Regions from separate parts of the Homo sapiens genome. Here region 1 is linked to region 2. A link is a loop called in an ENCODE intact Hi-C map of the cell type or tissue named here. Cell type or tissue: MCF 10A. All regions are shown on one strand. Each heading gives the region's core, and the rest is flanking DNA. Links, peaks and the distances in the headings are about the cores only.

The links. A loop is a pair of places that touch in the nucleus more often than their neighbours do. Peaks named below come from ENCODE experiments on the same cell type or tissue, not always from the same donor. Only the 100,000 strongest peaks of a DNase experiment are listed, where the experiment ranks them.
Region 1: it touches region 2 in a loop (2.2-fold over the local background); 4 of 110 quality-filtered maps call a loop at or near these places.

What each region holds. Positions count from the first base shown.
Region 1 is chr16:75,699,811-75,710,861 of GRCh38, forward strand. It overlaps DUXB (double homeobox B), which reads right to left and starts at 1,651. Exons shown (of 5, transcript NM_001351307.2): 1 at 1,584-1,651; 2 at 205-359. The coding sequence starts at 1,608. It also overlaps the pseudogene ATP5PBP7. In MCF 10A, for the core only: no CTCF peak of the experiment used is centred there; no DNase peak of the experiment used is centred there.
Region 2 is chr16:75,750,003-75,761,053 of GRCh38, forward strand. It overlaps LOC105371348 (a long non-coding RNA gene), which reads left to right and starts at 10,048. Exons shown (of 6, transcript XR_933748.4): 1 at 10,048-10,138; 2 at 10,831-11,051. RefSeq lists an enhancer at 8,262-8,311. In MCF 10A, for the core only: no CTCF peak of the experiment used is centred there; a DNase peak (open chromatin) is centred at 4,319.

The sequences.
Region 1 (11,051 bases), core at 1,942-9,941, 49 kb before region 2:
TTGGCCTCCCAAAGTGCTGGGATTACAGGCGTGAGCCACCGCGCCCAGCCTTTTTATTTGTTTTCTAATTTTGTAGAACAGGAAAACGTTTCTTAGCAAAATACCTGATATAACCTGATATAAGAGAATTGGCAAAAGCGCTGGGCCTAGTCTTTCTCTTTACCATGGTTCTGACAGGTAATGAAGTAGAAATCTAATGCCTACCTGAATATTAGATTCTGGAACCCCAATTTCTTTGGCCAGTTGTTCTCTGGCAGCTTTATCAGGGAAAGGGTCATGTTGAAACCATGATTGGAGGATATCCTTTTGACTCTGGTTATACTGAATTCTGTTTCTCCAGAATTCTTTTTGAAGTATGCCTGATGAACAGAAAAGGGGGAGAATAGTGTGAATAATATATTTATGGGTTTAAATCTGTACTTTGATTAAATTAATTTATTTTGAGACAGAGTCTCACTCTGTCGCCCAGATTGGAGTGCAGTGATGCAGTTTCGGGTCAATGCGACCTCCGCTCCTGGGTTCAAGCGATTCTTAAGCCTCAGCCTCCGGAATAGCTGGGACTACAGGTATGCACCACTGTGCCTGGCTATTTTTTTTTCTTTGTAGAGATGAGGTCTCATTATCTTGCCCAGGCTGGCCTCGAACTCCTGGGTTCAATTGATCCTCCTGTCCTGGCCTCCCCATTTTGTTAATTATTATTATTATTATTATTGTTACTATTTTTTGAGATGGAGTCTCGATCTGTTGCCTAGGCTGGAGTGCAGTGGTACCATGTCAGCTCACTGCAAGCTCTGCCTCCCGGGTTCACGCCATTCTCCCCGGTCAGCCTCCTAAGTAGCTGGGGTGCCACCACACCTGGCTAATTTTTTGTATTTTTTAGTAGAGACAGGGTTTCACCGTGTTAGCCAGGATGGTCTCGATCTCCTGACCTCGTGATCTGCCCACCTCGGCCTCCCAAAGTGCTGGGATTACAGGAGTGAGCCACCGCACCCGTACTGTTAATTATTACTCTGTATTTTTACTTTAGGCATAGAGCTAAAGTCATGCTAAATTGGGTATATAAACATTTAAATATATATATTAGAAAACGATAATCAATGACCTAAGTTTCCAAAGAGAGAACTTACGGAAAATGTACAAAATTACCAAAAGAGGAAGCAGTAGGGAGGAGGAAAATTAACAAAAATCAATGAAAAAAGTGAAACTCATGGAACAATTGAACAGGTGAAATAAGACACACAGGAACTGGTACTTCTAATGACAAAGAATATATCTCAGTAAAATTCAGTAGGCTGCATTAGACAGTTCATACATTCTCCCCTCCACATAAACTGTCAACTTTAAAACTTTAGGTAGATGACCCTTGTATGGGACTCATGGCTGCCATCTTACATTTCAAATTCAAGAGTCCAACTTCAAAGCACCCATGGCTGTTCTGACACAATTTATCAGCGAAAAACAGCTGCTGCTCTACCAGTCTGTACCTCTAATCATGTTTGTGCTATAAACTTTGACAAACTCTGAAAAATAAGCAAGACATGCAGCAATCCCAAAGAACAGAGAAAAGGCTGATGGGAACTTACCACCTGAAGTGCCCTCCAAATTCATCTTGGGCAGAAGACCTGGACTCCACGGAGATCAGCGAGTAACTGAGCAGCTCTCAAAGACACAGGCTTTATATAGGGTCAAGGTGACCCGCCCCTTTCTTAAATAGCTTTCAATTTAATCCCCTCATTAAATATTTAACACCTGTAGAAAGAAACTTGAAGTAATTAGATTAAGTGGAAGTACAGATTCTACGTGGTGATTTTGTCTTCTTCATAATACCTTTCTAAATATGACTCTTGTTTAATTATTTCAGTTTGGCCATATTAGTTTCTACATTATAAGAATGTCCTTACCTTACTTTGCATTTTTTGTTTTCCTCGGCTCTTCTGAAACTCATGTCTTTTCAGCATTGCGATGGTGCTATCTGTGTGTCAACTTGGCTGCTCTACGCTCCCTATTTTTTCAATAAAACACGAATCTAAGCATTGCGATGAAGGTATTTTGCAGACGTGATTGGGTTATATAATCAGTTGGCTTTCAGTAAATGAGATTATCCTGGATAATCTGGGTGGGTTATTTTCTATCAGTTAAAGGTCAATCAGTTAAAGAGCAAAGCTGAGGTTGCCCTGGAGGGTGGGGGTGGTGGAAATCACATCTTGGGAGGGTGGGGGTGGTGGAAATCACATCTAGCTGGGGGTGGTGACTCAAGCCTGGAATCCCAGCACTTTGGGAGGCTGAGGCAGCAGGATCGCTTGAGCCCAGGAGTTAAATTTCAGCCTGGGAAACGCAGGAAGACCTTATTTATGTAAAAATTTAAAAAAATTCCGTAAGTGCTCAGCTGCTTCATCTGCTGTTTTAGGAGTTTCCACCTGCTTTTCTGAAGGGCCTACCCTACAGAATTTATTCCTGCCTACCCAGACCCTACAATTATAGAAGTGAGTTTTGTATTGCTGTGGCCTGAATGTTTATGTAGCCTCAAAATTCATATGTCGAAATCTTCACCACCAAGGTAATGGTATTAGGAGGTGGGGCCTTTGGATAGTGACTAAGTCATGAGGGTGGAGTCCTCATGAAGGGGATTAGTGTCTTTATCAAAGAGAGCAGACAGGGAGGGAGAGAGGGAGATCCCTGTGATCCTTCTGCCACGTGAGGTTAGAGTGAGAAAATGACTGTCTACTAGGAAGTGGGTCCTCACCAGACACCTAACCTGATTGTACTTCCCAGTCTCCAGAACTATGAGAAATAAATTTCTGTTGTTGATAAGCTAGCCAGTCTATGGTATTTTGTTATAGCAGCCTGAATGGACTAAGGCATATATATGTCTTTATATATATATATGTACAAGTGTGTATGTGTATAGATACCTATATATTTATAATATAAACACACACAGGCATACACACATATATTATATATAGTTCACTAGTTAATAGCTGACCTCGGAACACTACTGATTGTTTCTCTGATGGAACCCTGAATGATACAGATGTTGATGTGCCCAAAATCATAATTACTGTCATGCGCATCCGTGTGAAGAGACCACCAAGCAGGCTTTGTGTGAGCAACAAGGCTGTTTATTTCACCTGGGTGCAGGTGGGCTGAGTCTGAAAAGAGAGTGAGCAAAGGGTGGTGGGATTATCGTTAGTTCTTATAGGTTTTGGGATAGGCGGTGGATTAGGAGAAATGTTTTGTGGGCAGGGGGTGGATCTCACAAAGTACATTCTCAAGGGTGGGGAGAATTACAAAGAACCTTCTTAAGGATGGGGGAGATTACAAAGTACATTGATCAGTTAGGGTGGGACAGAAACGAATCACAATGGTGGAATGTCATCAGTTAAGGCTATTTTCACTTGTTTTGTGGATCTTCAGTTGCTTCTGGCCATCTGGATGTATACGTGCAGGTCACAGGGGATATGATGGCTTAGCTTGGGCTCAGAGGCCTGACATTTACTGCTTTCTTTTGCATTAAATGAATAGTTTCTAATATAGCATTATTTTTCTTTTTTTAGAGACAGGGACTGGCTCTGTCACTGGAGCCTCAAACTCCAGGGCTAAAGTGATCCCCCTGCCTTGGCCTCTGAAAGTGCTGGGATTATAGGCATTAGCCACTATTTCTGGCCAACATTTTCTTTTTTTTTTTTTTGAGATGAAGTATGGCTCTGTGACTCAGGCTGGAGTGCAGTGACTCAGTCTCTGCCCACTGCAATCTCCATCTGCCAGGTTCAAGCGACTTTCCAGCCTCAGCCTTCCGAGTAGTTGGGATTACAGACTTGTGCCACCACACCAGGCTAATTTTTGTATTTTCAGTAGAGACGGGGTTTCACCATGATGGCCAAGCTGGTCTCGAACTCCTGGCCTCAGATGATACATCTGCTTCGGCCTCCCAAAGTGTTGGGATTACAGGTGTGAACCACCATGCCCAGCCTGGTCAACATTTTTATTAATGATTTTTTGCTGTATAGTTTGAGTGTTTAAAAGTGGTTTTGGCCAGGCCAAGGTACAGGGATTAAAGGACTGAGCCACTGTGCCCAGCCTTTTGCAGAATGATAATAAGAATAATCTAATATGACAGACTTCAACTTGCTTCTAACCTGACAGGCCCCCCCCCCCATCCTTTTTTTTTTTCCTTTTTCTAACACAGAGTTCTCATAGATAACCATGAAAAATATTTAGTTTATAATTAAACATGAGGCAAGAAAAACTGAGCCCTTCCACTTCTTGCCCCCGCCAATTCGGAGGTTAAAGCAACATTCATAAGACAAGGTTAAAATTATGGCAGGGACTTAAACTTTTCTTTTCTTTTCTTTTCTTTTTTTTTTGAGACGGAGTCTTGCTCTGTCGCCCAGGCTGGAGTGCAGTGGCGTGATCTCCGCTCACTGCAAGCTCTGCTGCCTCCTGGGTTCACGCCATTCTCCTGGCTCAGCCTCCTGAGTAGCTGGGACTACAGGTGCTCACCACCATGCCTGGCTAATTTTTTTGTATTTTTATTAGAGACAGGGTTTCACCATGTTTGCCAGGATGGTCTCAATATCCTGACCTCGTGATCCGCCTGCCTTAGCCTCCCAAAGTGCTGGGATTACAGGCGTGAGCCACCACGCCCGGCCTAATTTTCTAAAAAATAGGCATAGTTAACCAATAACCTGCCATCAATCAGCTTGTTTTTCTATAAGTGTTGAGTGCTCTGGAGTCACGTAGCCAGGGGTTACAAAATTTATAACTTCCCCAGCTACCCCTATAAATAGCATTGCAAATGTAAAACTCAAAGAATGAGTGTGTGAGATATTTTTCAGATTTGGCACTTTAGCAGATCAAAAGCCCCTCCTGGTCTGTGAGACCGCCCTCCCAGAAACTAACTCAGCTGCATAAAGACAGTTTTACACACCCCTGTGATTTCATCAATTGTTTCTCAGCACCCTGCCGGCCAAAATATCCTAAAAAGCCCTGGCCTCGGAATTATCAGGGAGATGGGTTTGAGAAGTTTCTCCTTGTTCTCACCTGGCTGGCCCTGTGATGATTAACCTCTTTCTTTGCTGTAATACCTGTTGTTCTCAGGGCATCTGGCTTTCTGGGCAGCAGGCAAGATAAACCCAACTGGTTATTACAATTTTACCTTAATTACCTCTTTGAAGGCCCTATCTCCAAACACCCTCACATTTGAAGGTACTAGGGGTTTGGACTTCAACATATGAATCGTATGAATGGGGGATTGGGCAGAATTCAGGCCATGACAGCCCTCCAAGGGTTAAATCCTGATTTTGACCCCTGAGCTTGAGTCCCTATTTCTGTCTCCTAAGGCTTTAGTGTCCACGTGACCAGGACTGGAACATGCCTTGTTGGATCCGGGACCTCAACCTTGAGGCTTCCCCTCCCTGGGTTTTTAGGCACTAGAAGTCTGAGGAGGACACAAGTAAAAGGGGCTTTTTGGGGCCTCTGGGCCTTCCTGTGAGCGATTGTCTTTGTGGAGGAAACTGGGATCTTGCTGCACGCAAGCCTGCGACATGACTCGCTCTTAACTAAGTCCTTGCTTAGCCTGAGTCCCAGGGCCTCAGGAATCCTTTGTGCAGTGTCAGGGCCTCCCTGAAACGTGCAGACGCCTTTTCACAGAGGCCCTCAGTGGCTAGGGGATGTGGGCACCTGCTGGCGGGAGCTGTCACGCACATCCGTGTGAAGAGACCACCAAACAGGCTTTGTGTGAGCAACAAGGCTGTTTATTTCACCTGGGTGCAGGCAGGCTGAGTCCAAAAAGAGAGTCAGCAAAGGGTGGTGGGATTATCATTAGTTCTTATAGGTTTTGGGATAGGTGGTGGAGTTAGGAGCAATGTTTTGTGGGCAGGGGGTGGATCTCACCAAGTACATTCTCAAGGGTGGGGAGAATTACAAAGAACCTTCTTAAGGATGGGGGAGATTACAAAGAACCTTCTTAAGGGTGGGAGAGATTACAAAGTACATTGATCAGTTAGGGTGGGGCAGAAACAAATCACAAGGGTGGAATATCATCAGTTAAGGTTATTTTCACTTCTTTTGTGGATCTTCAGTTGCTCCAGGCCATCTGGAGGTATACTTGCAGGTCACAGGGGATATGATGGCTTAGCTCGGGCTCAGAGGACTGACAGAAGCTGGGACACCTGAGCCACCTGGGAGAGGCCCAGGACCCTAAACAGACAGGCCCCCTGGCCCTCAGCAGCCCCCACTGCCCCAGAAAGTCATGCCCACAAGGAGCCTTGAGGTCACTATGGTCTTTCCTGCAGACATTGGTTGTTTGAGAGAACAAATATCTGGCAAACAATCAAGAACAGACATAGAAAGTCCAAATATGAAACATTACAAACAGTACGCTGCTACATATGCCCTAGGAATGAAAAAGTTAAGAGGATGTTGGAGTGATTTGATAATACATTTGAAGATTTAGATGAAATGGATATATTCTTAGAAAATTTCAACTTCCCAAAACTGATCTAAAGATAAACGGTTGTCTTCTAATTGTTTAAAGTACAGAATCAGTAGTTAACAATGTTTCCATGAAAATAATGTCAGAGCCAGGCAGAGTCACTTTAAATTTCAAGCATTTAATAAAGGAATAAATGAAGCCAATATCAGTCATGAACATAGATACCAAAATCTTAAACTACTGGCACCTCTAATCTAGAAATACATAAAAAGGGTATGTCATAAGCTAGTTGGATTTTTCTAAAATCACAATGTTTTAAAATAATCACATGAACAGATTATGGAAGAAAAATAATACCATCATCACAACAGATGAAAACATTTAAAAACTTAAAAATTCAGAGAGACTTTGGATTTTTGAGGGAAGAAGCTGAGAACAATAGAAATAAAAGGGAACCCCTTAAGCCCCTATTTGGTAATACATATTTGGAGATATACCTAATGTGAAGCTTGGAGATGTGGCAATGATGTTGTTTCTACCCCAATTTAGTATTTTACTGCAGTTCTCAGCCAAATAGTTAGGAAGAAAATCAAAGTAGAAGTATTGGAAATAAATAAGAATACTTTTATTGGCAGATGGTGTGATTGTGTGCATACAAAATCCAGTGAATCCACAGATTGACTGTTTTTTTCAAATTTCTGTTGATATATGCTATGTTTTGTCAACTGAAGAATAAGGTTCATAAATATGGAAAGGAGAGCTTTGTTTTTCATAAAGGATTATAGCCTGCAGGGTGGCCGTTCTGACAAGCTGGGAAGCATAGCTCCCCAGCCAGAAACTAGGAATAGACACTTCAAGGGTCCAAAGAATAAGACAGGAATTTATGCTGAATGGGATGGCCAGATATACATATTCAATGAGCTATAGAAAAAATAATGCATATTTATGAAGAGAAACAAATATATATGCAATTGAGCTTCATGCCTCTCCGTAGGACCCACGTTCAAAAAACGGCGGCATCAGCGTGATCCCAGGGTGGAGTGTTGTGCTCTTTGACATCCAAAGGTGAAGTAGAGACACAAAAACCCTCACTGGGCATTCGTCATAGACTGGCCAGAATCATTCCATGGTTGGTGGTCTCTCATCAGGAAGAAAAGCTCATCAGTTGTTATGTTGAAACTGCTAAAAGAAGGGAGAGCAGTCAAGCAGTTGACACAATGGCGGAATCTTTTGAAAGGGCTGGTTTCTGTTTAGCTCTTACAGAAGAAAGCTTAATGATGGTCAGTGAAAGAGCAGGTATTAACGAGCTGTGTCTGACTTCCCATCCTGTCATGGCCGAGAACTCAGTTTTCTAGGTTAACTCTTAGGTCCCCTTGGTTAAGACGTGGTCTGTTCAGTAGGTTGGGCTCTTAAAATTTTATTTTTATTTCTCAGTTTCATAACAGAGGAGAAAAGCTATTCTTTCTTATCTTGTCCAAATTCAACTTTCAGTAATTTAAAGAATATCAACACAATATCTAACTATATTTTTAGAAATATTTTTACTATGTGTGTATGCATATATTTATGTGTATTCAAGAATAATTAATAGCAAGCTTTACTTTGTTTCATTTTGATAATTATTGTACCATACATTAATTAGGCAACTTGCTTTAAAATTAAACATTGTGTCTCTGGTAAGGACTAGTTAATTCCAGAATCCCAGGGATGGACAAGGGCCCACTGTTCTCAAGTGGGTAATTGTGATGAGATGGTTACTAAGGGTAGATGGTAAAGACTGGTTAAGTCCGGAACCCAGGATGATGGGAAACACCCCCTTCAGGATAACAGAAGAAAGGGGGGATGCCTTCTGTTTTCTTTTTCCTTTCTTCCTCCTCTGTTCTCTCTTCCCAGATGGGTAGTTATGTCTTCATACCACAGGACACGCCCCTTGGATGCATCCCCTAAAAGTGGGAAAAGTTTAATTTCCCCAAACCTTAAACTGTTTGGCTTATAAATGAACTAGGAGAAAATTACAAAAGTCAGCCTTGGAACCCAGTGCCCCTGTGCAGGAAGTCCTCAGATTAGCCTCTTCAGTCTTTCATAACTGAGAGCAGAAGAGGAAGAACAGGGCTAAGCCTGTTGGGTAGGGCAAATGGCATCCCTTCCCCTCAAATAAAAGATTAACACCCCTTTTTATTACTTAAGGGACCAATTACCATTCTCCCACTGGTCCTTGGTAATGTCTAAATACCTCATACCTCTTTGGGGCAAACATATAATCTCCAAGATCAGTGCTCACTTAATATTTACCTGTCCTCTGAATACATCTTTCTAATAGCCCTATTTCTCCCAGAAAAGCTACCTAAATCATTAACTAATAGCTTCAACCTAGATAGTCTTACCTCAGAGGTTTAGAAATATCCCACACTTATTCAGAAAAGCCCTAGCAAAAAAAATCTAACTGAGCAGTCTCTTCAGGGGGGATAACTTCTTTTTTTTTTCATTCAATTGTCGCTTTATTGCAAGATGGTTGAATTACAAATTTAAACTATAACCTGGTAATCTTTAGTCAGGCAGCAAGTTTTAATAAAGGCAAACTGCTTATTCAGAAGTGATCAGGGAACAACTCAAATGCAGAGTAAGAAGGATGAGAAACATCTAACTGGCTGATATATTAATTCTCTCACTGTATGAAATAAACTTTTCATTTTTAGGAGAGGTAAACTATAACTTCAGTAGACACCAATACAGAAATATTTTGTCACATAGACTACCTTCCATTTAGTCAGTCAACTGTTTCTAGCTGTCTCAATTGGGATAGATACCTTTACATAACTGGCTGTGCTTGAGCCTTCTTTGCCAGCAGCTTTAGGTCTGTAATGCACTTGGGAATTGTCTCCTTTTTCCTACTGTGCAGAGATGCTCTGAACCACATGCTTCTCCACCCAATTTATAATGTGCTCTTGTTCCTTTTGATGCATCATGTTCTGCACGGATATATGATAGTCTAGGCAATTCTTTACTTCCTTATGTACTCTATACAGCTGTTCCTGGTAAGTAAACTCTGAAGCCATAGGAATGTTTTTCCTCTGCACATCAAAAAGTAATGGCAGTACCTGCTGTGACTTCTCCAAATCAGTTGCATCCTGGATTTGTTTGATGGAAGCCTGCTTCGCCTCTTCTAGTTGGACAAGTTTTTGCTCATTGAGTTTATCAGCAAATTCTGCAAGAGAGGCACCATATTTTTTAATTGCATAGACAAGTAACCCTACTACTGATATGGTAGAGAAGGTCTCTGTGGTAATCACATATATTTCTTTGGATAAAGCATACAAAATAAGCCCAATTCCGAGCACATAGAGTCCTGTTACACCAGCTTTAGGATAAAGAAACAGGAAGAATTCCTCAGGGATCAGTCCAGGATGAACTTTTCCTCCGTATTCAGGAAGAGGTGGTAGAAGGGCAAGGTGTGGCTGCACTGTGTGAAATGTCCTTGTTGCCTGCAATACCCCTGGACCTAGGAAGGCTGCATTCTTCAGAGAGAGGGCCACTGTGGTGGCAGCAAAAAGTACCACCCAGGACAGCATGGTCAGTGAAGGTCCAGGCAGCAATCTTAGCATCCCTGTGAGAGGGGAGATAACTTCTGCAGTATGCAGATAACCTCTTTATCTGCGCCCCCTTCACAGGACTCCAGGGTCACTAGGGCTCATCAGGGAAAGGGAACCCAGAAGCCTGGCATGCCGGCAAAAGCATAAAAATTTTTACCAGTCAGACTTCAGGCCTCTCTCTCTCTATGCAAACCAGTTGTAGGAATGGTAAAAATCACCGTATTCTCTGCCCCTCCATGAATGACTTCTGACTTCCCTTCTTGAATTTTCCTTTCTCTGAGCTACCTCTGGAGACTTTAAATGTTTTAAAAACTCCTTACCACCTCTTTAAAAATACCTCATATGCTCATGGTTAAGTCATAACCTTAGTTAAGACTTATTGGTTTCACCTGTGAGGTTACTTTTGATAATGTTCAAAGGCCAGAAATATTGTTCGTTTGGCCTGGATAAAGTAGGGTAATAAGAGATGTAAGAGCATTTTTTTAAGAGCGCTATGGTTAAAAGTCAGCTTAATTAAAAGCAGATAGCCAAGCGGATACATATATTACAGTGTAAATGTTCATGAATATCAAGCAGAATGAGAGTTAACTGAATGGACTGAACTAATAGAAGAGTGAAGTAATCTTTTTGACTTTTTGCAAAATCTTTGTTTTTCAGAGCCAAGAAAACTTTTCTTTTGAGCTATTTACTACAGCTTTTCACAATTCAGTATACTCCTGTGAACAAAAATTTCACATATTTGTTTCTCTTTACCTGATTTCTCCAGAATTTGGAAACTATTTGTGAGTATTCTTAATGCGTGGCAATATAGTTATTGGCATAAGTGCAATTAGAATGTTTTCTTTTGCAACAGTACACCATGGGAGAAACTGGCTGTTTTACCAGGGCTTTGACTGGAATGGCATGCTTTCCTTTAAGGAATCAAGCTTGACTTATAGTGCCAATACAAGTCCCTTGGGGAGTCAGGCCTCATAACTTGTCTACACAGTCCCTGTACAGGGACCTAACCTGTGGTGAGTAAAGAA
Region 2 (11,051 bases), core at 950-8,949:
TTTAAGAAAAAATAATGAGCTTTCTTAGCTATCTATTGTTTAAGAAAATAATAAGCTTTCTCAGCTATATCTCCAGGGCTGCCCTGGTAATAAAAGGAGGAGTAGACAAAGAACAGAATTTGGTGTGGTGTGTCCTCTGGAGCTGTCTCAGGCAGGCAGAGATGAAACCTGACCATTGTAAGTAAGTGTCTAGTTATTGAAAAGTTATTGGAGAGGGTTTTTCTTGGGCAACAGGAATCAACCAACAGGCTCCAGAATAGTCCAGATCCCACATTCCTCAAGATCAACCAACCTTTTTTTTGTTTGGGTCTTGTGCCCTGCAAGCCACACTTTGGTAATTAATGTTCATTTTCTGGTGCCTAATCTTTGATATGCGTGCACCTGGCTACAACAGAGGAAGAATGACTGTTTCTAGCATTTGGTCACCCTGGACAAGTGGAATGGTCAGATATTGAATTTCTAACACTGTAAAGCCAAACCCTGGCTTCTAAGAAAACCATCACAATGCAGCCTTTTATGAAGTCCAATTTGAGGCTGCTTTCCTTCAGCTTTCTGAAGCCCCTGCTGGGAAGCTAACAGAGAGGGCAGCCGGGGAAGAGTGGTGAGGATGCTATTTACAGTTACGAGATCTGAGTCTGACATTATGAATGCTGTTACTGCCTACTCAGGGCCACAGGACTTAATTTCACCTCTCCCAGCCTGCTTTCCTATCTGTGCAATAAAAATAATGACTTCAGTGTTTACCTGAGTGTCATGAGATAAAGCAGACACCTCTTACAGCGCCTGGTTCTTGGTAAATCATTAATGTTTCTTGAATGAAAAAAAAAAAAAACCTCAAGAATTCCTAAGGACACTTGATAGATGTGTTTTTTGAAGGGGTATGAATGTAGCAATTCTGAAGTGTTTTTTTTGTTTTGTTTTTGTTTTTTGAGATTAAGTCTTACTTTTGTCGCTCAGGCTGGAGTACAATGGCATGATCTCGGCTCACTGCAACCTCCACCTCGTGGGTTCAAGCGATTCTCCTGCATCAGCCTCCCAAATAGGTGGGATTACAGGTGCCCGCCACCATGCCTGGCTAATTTTTGTATTTTTAGTAGAGACGGGGTTTCACAATGTTGGCCAGGCTGGTCTCAAACTCCTGACGTTGTGATCTGCCCACCTTGGCCTCCCAAAGTGCTGGTATTACAGATGTGAGCCACTGAAATGTCTTTTATATGTATTATATAAATTAGTGCATGATTAAATATATTCCAGTTGTTGGGAAATAGGGCCCCTTTATTGGAAAAAGAAGATACAGATATGAAAGAGGGAAGAGAGCACCAGTCCCAGGGTATTGACTGGAATTAGGGTTATTAGTACGAATTCATAATGTGTGTATATGTGTGTGTGTGTGTGTGTGTGTGTTTATTTAATAGCTTTGTCTATTAAAAAGTTCTGGAAACAATGACACCTCAGTAGTAATGAGCACAGCTGGTACTCGCTTGTTGGTTTCTAAAGTTCATTTCCCAATATAAGGGACCAGGCCTCCTTAGAAAAAAGGTTGTGAGGCCGCAAAGCCATGTCCTCCATCCCTAGTGTGTGATGGTTAATTTTAGGTGTCAACTTGACTGGATGAAGGAATACCTAAAGTGAGGGTGTTTCCAGAAGAGATTAGCATATGTGTCTGAGTGAATTAAGTGGGGGAAGACTTGCCCTCAGTGTAGGCAGGCACCATCCAATAGGATGGGGACCCCAGTAGACCAAAAACAGAGAAAAGAAGAGTTGATCTCTCTCTCCACTTATTTTATTTCCTTTCCTGCCTCAGATATCTGAACTCCAGGCTCCCCAGCCTTTGAACTCCAGGACTTATGCCAGTGACGCCATGGGTTCTCAGGTCTTTGGCTTTGGACTGAGAGCTACACCATTAGCTTCTCTGGTTCTGAGGCCTTTGGGCTTGGACTGAGCTTCCTGGAGTATTCCAGGGTCCCCAGCTTACAGACGACCTGTCATGGGATTTCTCAGCCTCCATAATCATATTACCCAATTGCCCTAACAAATATCCTCTCTCTCCTCAATCAATCCATCCATCCATCCACCCTACTGGTTCAGTCTCTCTGAAGAACCCTGACTAATACACCAAGTTTCAACATTCAGAGGTGTCTACATGGCTCATCTACACTGTTGTCCCTTAGGAGCTGCAGCTTGGAGGACTTCAACACCGACTAGCGGGCCATCAAGAAGGAAGATCCTCTCCAAACTACAACAGGGGCTGCAGCCCTCCTCAGGCCCAACCGGATGGGAAACATGGCACTGTGGGGTGTGTTCATGGTGTGTGGGGCATGGATCCATAATGTGCTGATCAAGAGCCACTGCTGAGTAAGGTCCATAGGAGCACCGTGTGTATGCATGCGGGACACACTGGGGCAGTTGCAGATTCAGCACTGCTATGCGCAAGTTCAAAGTGACCTCTAGGCTGCAGCTTCGTAGCCTCGAATTGGAGCCAAATGCACCAGGAATGGCTACAATAGTATGTAGTTTTCACTGAACAAGCTTCCTTTCTTGACTTCCAATCCCACTGTAATCTAGGTGCTAATTTCACCTCAATCCTAAGGTGAATCGCAATGAATGAACAGAGCCATGCATTCCAAATCTTTCTAGTTGTGAAACTACTCATGTAAAATTCTTTCTAAGGTTCTTGTTATAGGGCCTTGTTAAAGGGAGTCAACCAAAATCCTGTCCCTACTGAAATACTAGCCATGATACATAGCAGAAGAGGGAAGAAAGTCTAAATCATTTTAGAAGAAAGACAAAATAAAATTCTGTTTCTGGACTCTTTTCATGGACTTCTTAGCAACCACAAAATACTGTCACTCTGCTACTCTCTACGAATGTAATAATATGGAAGCACAAATAAGTCACATCGAAAAAATCTACAGTTACAGAGCATCATCTGAAAATTATAATCCTATCAAGTTCCCACACCGAGCAGTGAGTTGTCTCTGTAAAGTTCTGCAGCATTCCCATGGCCAGTTGTGAGGCAGAAAAAATCACTGCATTCTGAACACTAAAAGAGGCTCAGAGTCAAATGATGGCATTATATGATACTCAGACGGTGGTGACATGAGTTACTGGATTTGAGCACTCACTGGGTTTCAGCTGTTATTCCAGAGAAGCCCTGAATTTTTCTTTATTTCCAACATTCCCTTAATTATACCCTCCCATTTATTCTGACAGTGAGCTCCACGTTTTGCCAATACCCAGAAAGTATGCCCTTGGCGTTCTAATTGGGGTTGCACGAATTAGTGACTTTGCCTGCATTTCTTTATCACTCACAGTGAGCCTGAAATGCCCCTTTACCCTTAATTTTCCAGAGCCCTGGGGGTGTTTTTGCCATCTGGCGTTCAAGACTTCCCGCTGAGCCCTTCCCTTCCCCTGTGCCCACTGGGGCTTGGATCTGCCCCTTGAAAGGCATGGTCTATGCTTCCAACCTGCACACAACTGGTCAAAGCAGATGCATACTCACAATCACTAGGGACCCTTCTTCAAGCGAATGATATTTACAATTTCTCACCATGAAAGTCCCTCATAATCTCCATGTTTCCAAACAGTGTACCAGGTGAACACAGCTTAAAGAACAGCAAATTTTCAGATCATGGAAAGTGAAAAAGATGTGGGAGCAGAGGTCCTGGATTCAATGCCAAGTTTATCATCACCTTAGAATATGATGCTGGCTGGGCGTGGTGGCTCATGCCTGTAATCCCAGCACTTTGGGAGGCCGAGGTGGAAGGATCACCTGAGGTCGGGAGTTCAAGACCAGCCTGACCAACCTGGAGAAACCCCGTCTCCACTAAAAAATACAAAATTAGCCAGCTGTGGTGGTGCATGCCTGTAATTCCAGCTACTTGGGAGGCTGAGGCAGGAGAATCACTTGAACCCAGGAGGCGGAGGTTGCAGTGAGCCAAAGGTTGCAGTGAGCCGAGATTGCGGCATTGCACTCTCACCTGGGCAACAAGAGCGAAACTCCATATCAATCAATCAATAAAAAAGAATATGATGCTAAAAACAGCAAATCACACAGGGTTTAACATGTGCTAAGAGTTTAAAATGAATTCATTTCATTTAGCCTGTACGACTTTCATTTATTTTAGAGATGAGAAAGTCAAGGAACCCAAATGTTAATTAGGTAACAGGTCCAAGGTACACAGCAGGTAAGGTGCAGAATGAGACTAGTTCCCAGGCATCTGGCTCCGCACCTGAGCTGTCAACCACTTCTCCAAGTTGTGTGATTCAGAGCTTGTTTGAAAGCCAGCTTCCTCATGTTTGAATGTAATTCCTGTAGTAGAGATTAACCATATGGGAAGTTAACTGGGATAAACAAAACATTGCGTAAGTTTATATGACACTCTGTGCTTCAGGCATTGGGTGCCTCACAAATATTTGCAAACACAATCAGGCAAGAGCTGATAAATGCCTCTGCATGGCGGCCTCGTCACTAGGAATTACCCAAACCAGTCAAATGGCCTCGATCCCTGGGGTTCAGAGGCCTTTTCTTAAACACAAAAACCCTTAAGCTCTTTGCTGCTCAACTGTGGTTCAGCAAGCGATTTGCTACCCAACCATCTATCTTTTTTTAAGCATCTTCTTCCTCTTTTACCTGCAACTGGCCTTACCATTCATCCCCATGATCCCCACTGACATAGAATCTTGAGACTCACTGGCAGGGGCTGGACACAAAGGAGCCAGTGAGAAACCCACATATGAGGGTGGTACAGACTCTAGGAAAAAGCCAGAGTGTCTCAAGGAATGTTCAGGCAGTTGGGAGCCTAGGTAGGTGCCAAGGAGGTACCCCCAGGTCTATGGGTCCTGCCCTGGGAGGCCCTGAACAGCCTTACTCTGATGTGTGGGCAGGTCTGAGATCTCAGAGGTCTTCTCACTGGATTCACTTGTCCATTTCTTGCTCACTTTCCCAAAGCCTTAATGAGTGCCTCCCATGTGCAAGGCAGGAGAGAGGACTCAGTGGTGACTGAGATAAACCTTCTGCCTTAACAACCTTTACAGTTGAGCGGGCAATGCAGACAATACATGAGGGAAAACCATGGAAACAAAATGATTTTAGAGAGGATGAGCACTACGAGGCCATAAATAGGGTGAAGGTAAAGAGGGATACAGTAAGCACATCACTAGTCTGTGGTGGCCAGGAAAGGGCACTTCAGAAAATAGGAGCAGAGCTCGTGTCTAAATGAAAGAGGCAGCCACTCGCCTATCTGGGAAAGGTGTTCTTGGCAGAGGAAATAGTGCAGGGTCCTTAGATGAAAGGGAGTTTGGTATGTTAGGGAAACAGAGGTAAGGTCAGTGGTCAGATAGGATGGGTTTGGGCAGACACACTCAAGAACTAGGGCATGTAAGGTATCGTTGAGGAGAGTTAGGAGCACAGATTTGAGTTTCAGTCAAGTTGGAGACACGGGAGGGCTTTGAGAACCGTGGTCTCATGATCTCATGTATTTTATTGAAAAATTATGCTGGATGCATGGTTATGTAGGTGAGATGGGGTGGGGAGATAGTTCGGGATGGGGAAAAATAAACCCTGACTGATACTAGTGGGACAAGTGTGTCACTTGATGAGGAGAGGGAACAGGAAGGAGCGAGAGTCTCTGCCTGGAAACTCTCAGATTCTTGAAAGTCTGGCTCACTTCCAGCTGCAGAATCTGAATTGAAGGCACCTGGAAAACCCAATACTGTGTTTAAGTCTCACGGCAGCCCTGCTATGCAGCAGTGGTAACATAACTCAGTTTCATAGGGTCAGTCATGGGAAATTGGGCCTACACTCTGGTCTGTGCCTCTGGGCCAACTATCTTGGCCCTGCCCTGAAGGAAGCCAGAGTTCTAGTCAGTCCATGGTCATCAGACCCATCTGTTAGTGGATTGACTGGGTGGTGTCATCCAGAAGGAAGAAGGGTATATTAGTCTGTTCTTATGCTGCTATAAAGACATACCTGAGACTGGGTAATTCATAAAGGAAAGAGGTTTAATTGACTTACAGTTCTGCATGTCTGGGTCTGGGAAGTTCTCAGGAAACTTACAATCATGGTGGAAGGGGAAGCAGGCACTTCTTACATGGTAGCAGGTGAGAGAGAGTATGTATGAGTGTAGGAAAAACTACCATTTATAAAACCATTGGATCTAGTGAGAATCTATTCACTATCACAAGAACAGCATGGGGAAAACTGCCCCTATAATCCAATCACTTACCTCCCTCAACACATGGGGATTACAATTTGAGATGAGATCTGGGTGGGGACACAGAGCCAAACCATATCAGAGGGGGCAACACAGGAAGGCTGGCAGCTTGGTGTCTGAGGTCTTTTCCAACCCCGAGTCCAGTTTTATAAATGGGATGGGGAGAGGAATCCTGTGTTTTGTGAGTTGTGGGCCTAAGGAATATTATCGATGACACCCAGGGAAGAGCTGATTGTTAAGCACTTGCAGGTCCTTTGTATTGTTAAGGACAATCCAAGTCAGTGAAATAATCTCAGCCTCTGAGGACCAGTAGCTTTTCCATTAACACAAAAGCACCAAAGGTCTTCCCTGCTCAACACTGTGGTGCAGGAGGCCAGTGGCTATCCTACCATGTCTTTTTCCTTAACACCTCTTTCCTCTTTTCCCACAAACTTGAGCTTCCCCTGCCTTCTATATAAACTGCATTAATGAGTGGCTGTCTTGTGCTACCCAGAGGGAGTAAGATAATCTCTCTGCCACACCAGCCCATATGGTGCAGAGGATGATGCAGAAAATACACAAGGAATAAACACAGAAATATGATGATTCAGAAAGGATGAGTGCTATGAGGTAATAAATCGGACCAAAGGAATAGAAAATGTGTTAGTTCGTTCTCATACTGCTATAAAGAACTGCTCAAGACTGAGTAATTTATAAAAGAAAGAGGTTTAATTGACTCTGAGTTCTGCATGGCTGGGGAGGCCTCAGGAAGCTTACAATCATGGTGGAAGGTGAACGGGAAGCAAGGCACCTTCTTCACAAGGTGGCAGGAGGGATAGTGAATACAGGAAGAACTACCACTTATAAAACCATCGGATCTCGTGAGAACTCACTTACTATCATGAGAACAGTATGGGGGAAACTGCACCCATGAATCAATGACCTCCACCTGGTCTCTCTCTTAACACATGGGGTTATGGGGATTACAAGGGGGATTCAAGATGAGATTTGGGTGGGATCACAGAGCCTAACCATATCAGAGAGGGATGAGGAAGCACCATCACTAAGCTACAGTGGTCAGGAAAGGGCACTTTAAGAAGACGTGATTAGAGTTGGTATCTAAATGAAGGAGGCAGCCACCACATATGTGGTGTAAAGGTATTCTCGGCAGAGGAAATGCCCAGTGCAAAATTCTGAGACTTAGTGAGCCTGCCATGCTAACTGGACAAAATCGTGGTCAGTGGAGTCACAGGAGGTGCTTGGGTAGGTATACACCTGCAAGGACCAGGGCATGGACAACCTCATGGGCCAGGAGAGCATAGATTTGAGTCTCAGTGTAAGTTGTAGGCACTGGAGGGCTTTGAGCAGCATGGCCCATGGTCTTATTTATGGTTTTTAAATGCTGACATTGGCCTCACAGTCGTAAAGGTGAGACAGTTCAGGGAGGAGATAGGGAAAGGGTTGATTACTTAGCCTTTGTGGTCCTTCCAACTCTCAGTCCAGGCTTGTGATGGGGCAGAGAGGACACAGAACAGGGAAGAGAATCAGGGATCCTCGAAAAGTGTTCACATAATTTTGTCTGGGGCTGGTCCTCACTGAAGAGTGTTGGCTTTGACCTGTAAACCCACTTGAGACACCCTTCAGAGTCAAGGTTAAGGTGGCTTCCCGGTGGACACCCCAAGGGAGTTTGGGGTGAGAAGGAAGCTTGTGCTCTCAGGGTTAAATATAATTTGCATTTACATCATGCACATTTTAAAACTGCAATCCTAAACATTGTAATCCTATCAGGTCTTCTTTCGAGATGTGTAATTATTAATACATTAAATTATGGCAATAAAACCAATAGAGAAACAAATAAAATTATTTAAAAAGTAAGTTGGAATAAAATAGTTGCTGTTTTCCTGAATTATTTTAGAGGCTTTGCTAAAAACAACATAAAACTGTAATTATGCTACTTACAAATAGAATAAAATGGAAGTAATTAATTTATTAGTGTTGTTATTGAAATAATCTACAGGCAGAGCACATTATGAAGCAGAATCCTGTCTTTTTTCATCTTATACATGATATAATCACTCACTGGCAATAAAACTAAAATAGAAAATATGAAAATTATTGTAGAGCAGAGGAAAAGGGCTCTTGTGGTTGTGGTTGTGTAGTAGCATGCTCAGTGGGAGGTGGGATCTATCCAGGGGTGACTCACTTTCGTTTTCAGGCTGAGTGGACAGTGCTTGGTGTCCAACATTTCTTGTGGCCAGAGGAGAATGGGGAGGATGTGTCCAGCCAGGGAAGCTCCCTGGTGAAAAGGATTCCTAGGCAATTGTGTCCTGGATTTCTGGAACAGGGGAAGAGCAGAGGTTTCTTTTCTTAGGACCTGTCCCTTTAAGACTCTCTAAACATCTGAGGTCTGACAAGGGGAGGAGGTGGAGGACCAGGGCCTGGACCAGTGGAACTGTGGTCTAGTGGTCATGTTGAATAGAAGGAAGGTCCTGAGCTGTGGCAGCCAGCACCAGGAGCATCAGGTCATGCTCTTTGTGGACCTTGTGAAGGATCTGTTGAGTCAGGGTGGAGTTGACCTGAGGGAGGCCTCTTTCTCCTGGGATCCTGACCTTGGGAGGAATGCTGGGTCTCCCATGAGTCACAGCTTGGTGTTCCTCTTTAAAATACTTTTTAATTTTTAATTTATTTTATAAATTTTTTTGTGAGTACATAATAGTTGTATAAATTTATGGGATACATGAGATGTTTTGATAAAAACATGCAATGTGAAATAAGCACATCATGGAGAATGGGGTATCCATCCCCTCAAGCATTTATCTTTTGAGTTATAAACAATATAATTGCACTCTTTACTTTAAAATGTACAATTAAGTTGTTATTTAGTATAGTCACCCAATCAAAAGTAAGCCTTATTAATTCTATTTTTTTTGTAACCATTAACCTTCGCCACCTCCCCTCAACTCCCCACTAGCTTCGCAGCTTCTGGTAACCATCTTTCTACTTTCTGTGTCCATGAGTTCAATTATTTTGATTTTTAGATTCCACATTAAGTGAGAACATGCAATGTTTGTCTTTCTGTGCCTGGCTTATTTCACTTACCATGACGACCTCTGGTTCCATCCATATTGTTGCAAATGATGGGATCTTATTCTTTTTTATGGTAGAAGGTGCTCCTCTTTCTTTGGGGATGTGGACATCCGGAGGATGCCCTGGTGGTCCTTCTGCCAAATACCCCATTTGCAACACCAGGGACATAAGTATATTTTTGAAAACCTTACATTTTCTTCATTTTTTTTTGGTGTCAGATATGCGTTTTCTTTTTTATTTTATCTTCACACTACCTAGTCAACAAGTTGCATTTCCTTTTCTTTTCTTTTCTTTTTTTTTTTTTTTTTTTTTTTTTTGAGGTGGAGTCTCGCTCTGTCACCCAGGCTGGAGTGCAGTGGCACAATCTCGGCTCACTACAACCTCTGCCTGCCAGGTTCAAACAATTCTCCTGCCTCAGCCTCCCAAGAAGCTGGAACTACAGGCATGTGCCACCATGCCTGGCTAGTTTTTTATTTTTATTTTTGTATTTTTAGTAGAGAAGGGGTTTCACCATGCTGGCCAGGCTGGTCTTGAACTCCTGACCTTGCGATCCACCCACCTCGGCCTCCCAAAGTGCTGGGATTACAGGCGTGAGCCACAGTGTCTGGCCCGCATTTCCTTTTCTTAAGATACAAAGATGTGTCTTAGCCAACAGAGCTCTCAACTCATTGTCATGGGATTTTCTGTCATGGGAAATAAGCTGCTTTGATAATAACCTGTGATTCTTTCAAATTTTTCTGAAAGCATTTTGGTTTGTATTTTGTAGGTGTCCATCTCTTCACAGTCATGGCTGATCTTGTCATCCACTTTTGGGAGATTCTCCTGTATCTGGGCAGGGTATGCCTTCTCTACATCAGGTATCTAGTAAAAATTATTATTTTTGGATGCAGTTGAAGGAGGACTTGAATTTTCCACTGGAGCTGTTGCATTGCCTTCCCTTCCCCTCCCTTGCCTTCCCTTCCCTTCCCTTCCTTTCCCTTCCCTCCCTTCTTTCTTTCCCTCTTTCCTTCCATTCTTCCTTTCTTTTCCCTTCCTCCTTCCATCCCTCCCTCCCTCCTTCCTTCCTTCTTTTCTTCCCTCCCTCCCTCCTTCCTCTCTTCCTTTCCTTCCATTTTTCCTTTCATTCCCTCTCTCCCCTACCTCCTCCCTCCCTCCCTCCCTTCCTTCCTTCCCTCCTTCGTTCCTTCCTTCCTTCTTTCCTTCCTTCTTTCGTTCCTACCCTCCCTCCCTCCCTCTTTCCTCCCTTCCTGTCTGCCTGCTCTCTGCCAGAGTACTCTTGTCCTCTTTCTTTTCTGGCTCTGTGCCCTCAACTCTGGAAGGTCTCATGCTGTGAGGGACTTCTCCTCACCTGTGATCCTGCTAAAGCACTGTCCGAATAAAACTCATTGTTTGTTACTGCCACTCCAAGGTCGTATCTTTTTCCTTATTATCTGTGAAATCCTGTGAACTCTGTACTCATCCTATGTCCTTCCTAGGACGGGCATAAATGTAGAAGAAACTATCTTTGCTGATCTCAGAAAATAATGCCTTATCTTTTTTTTTTTGGCAGGATCTCATTCCCATCACCCAGAATGCAGTGCTGTGGCACGATCACAGCTCTCTGCAGCCTCAATTTCCCAGGCTCAAGCAATTCTCCCACCTCAGCCTCCCGAGAAGCTGGAACTACAGGAATGTGCCACCGCATCGGGCTAATGTTTTGTATTTTTGGTAGAGACAGGGTTTAGCCATGTTGCCCAGGCTGGTCTCGAATTCTTGGGCTCAAGCAATCCT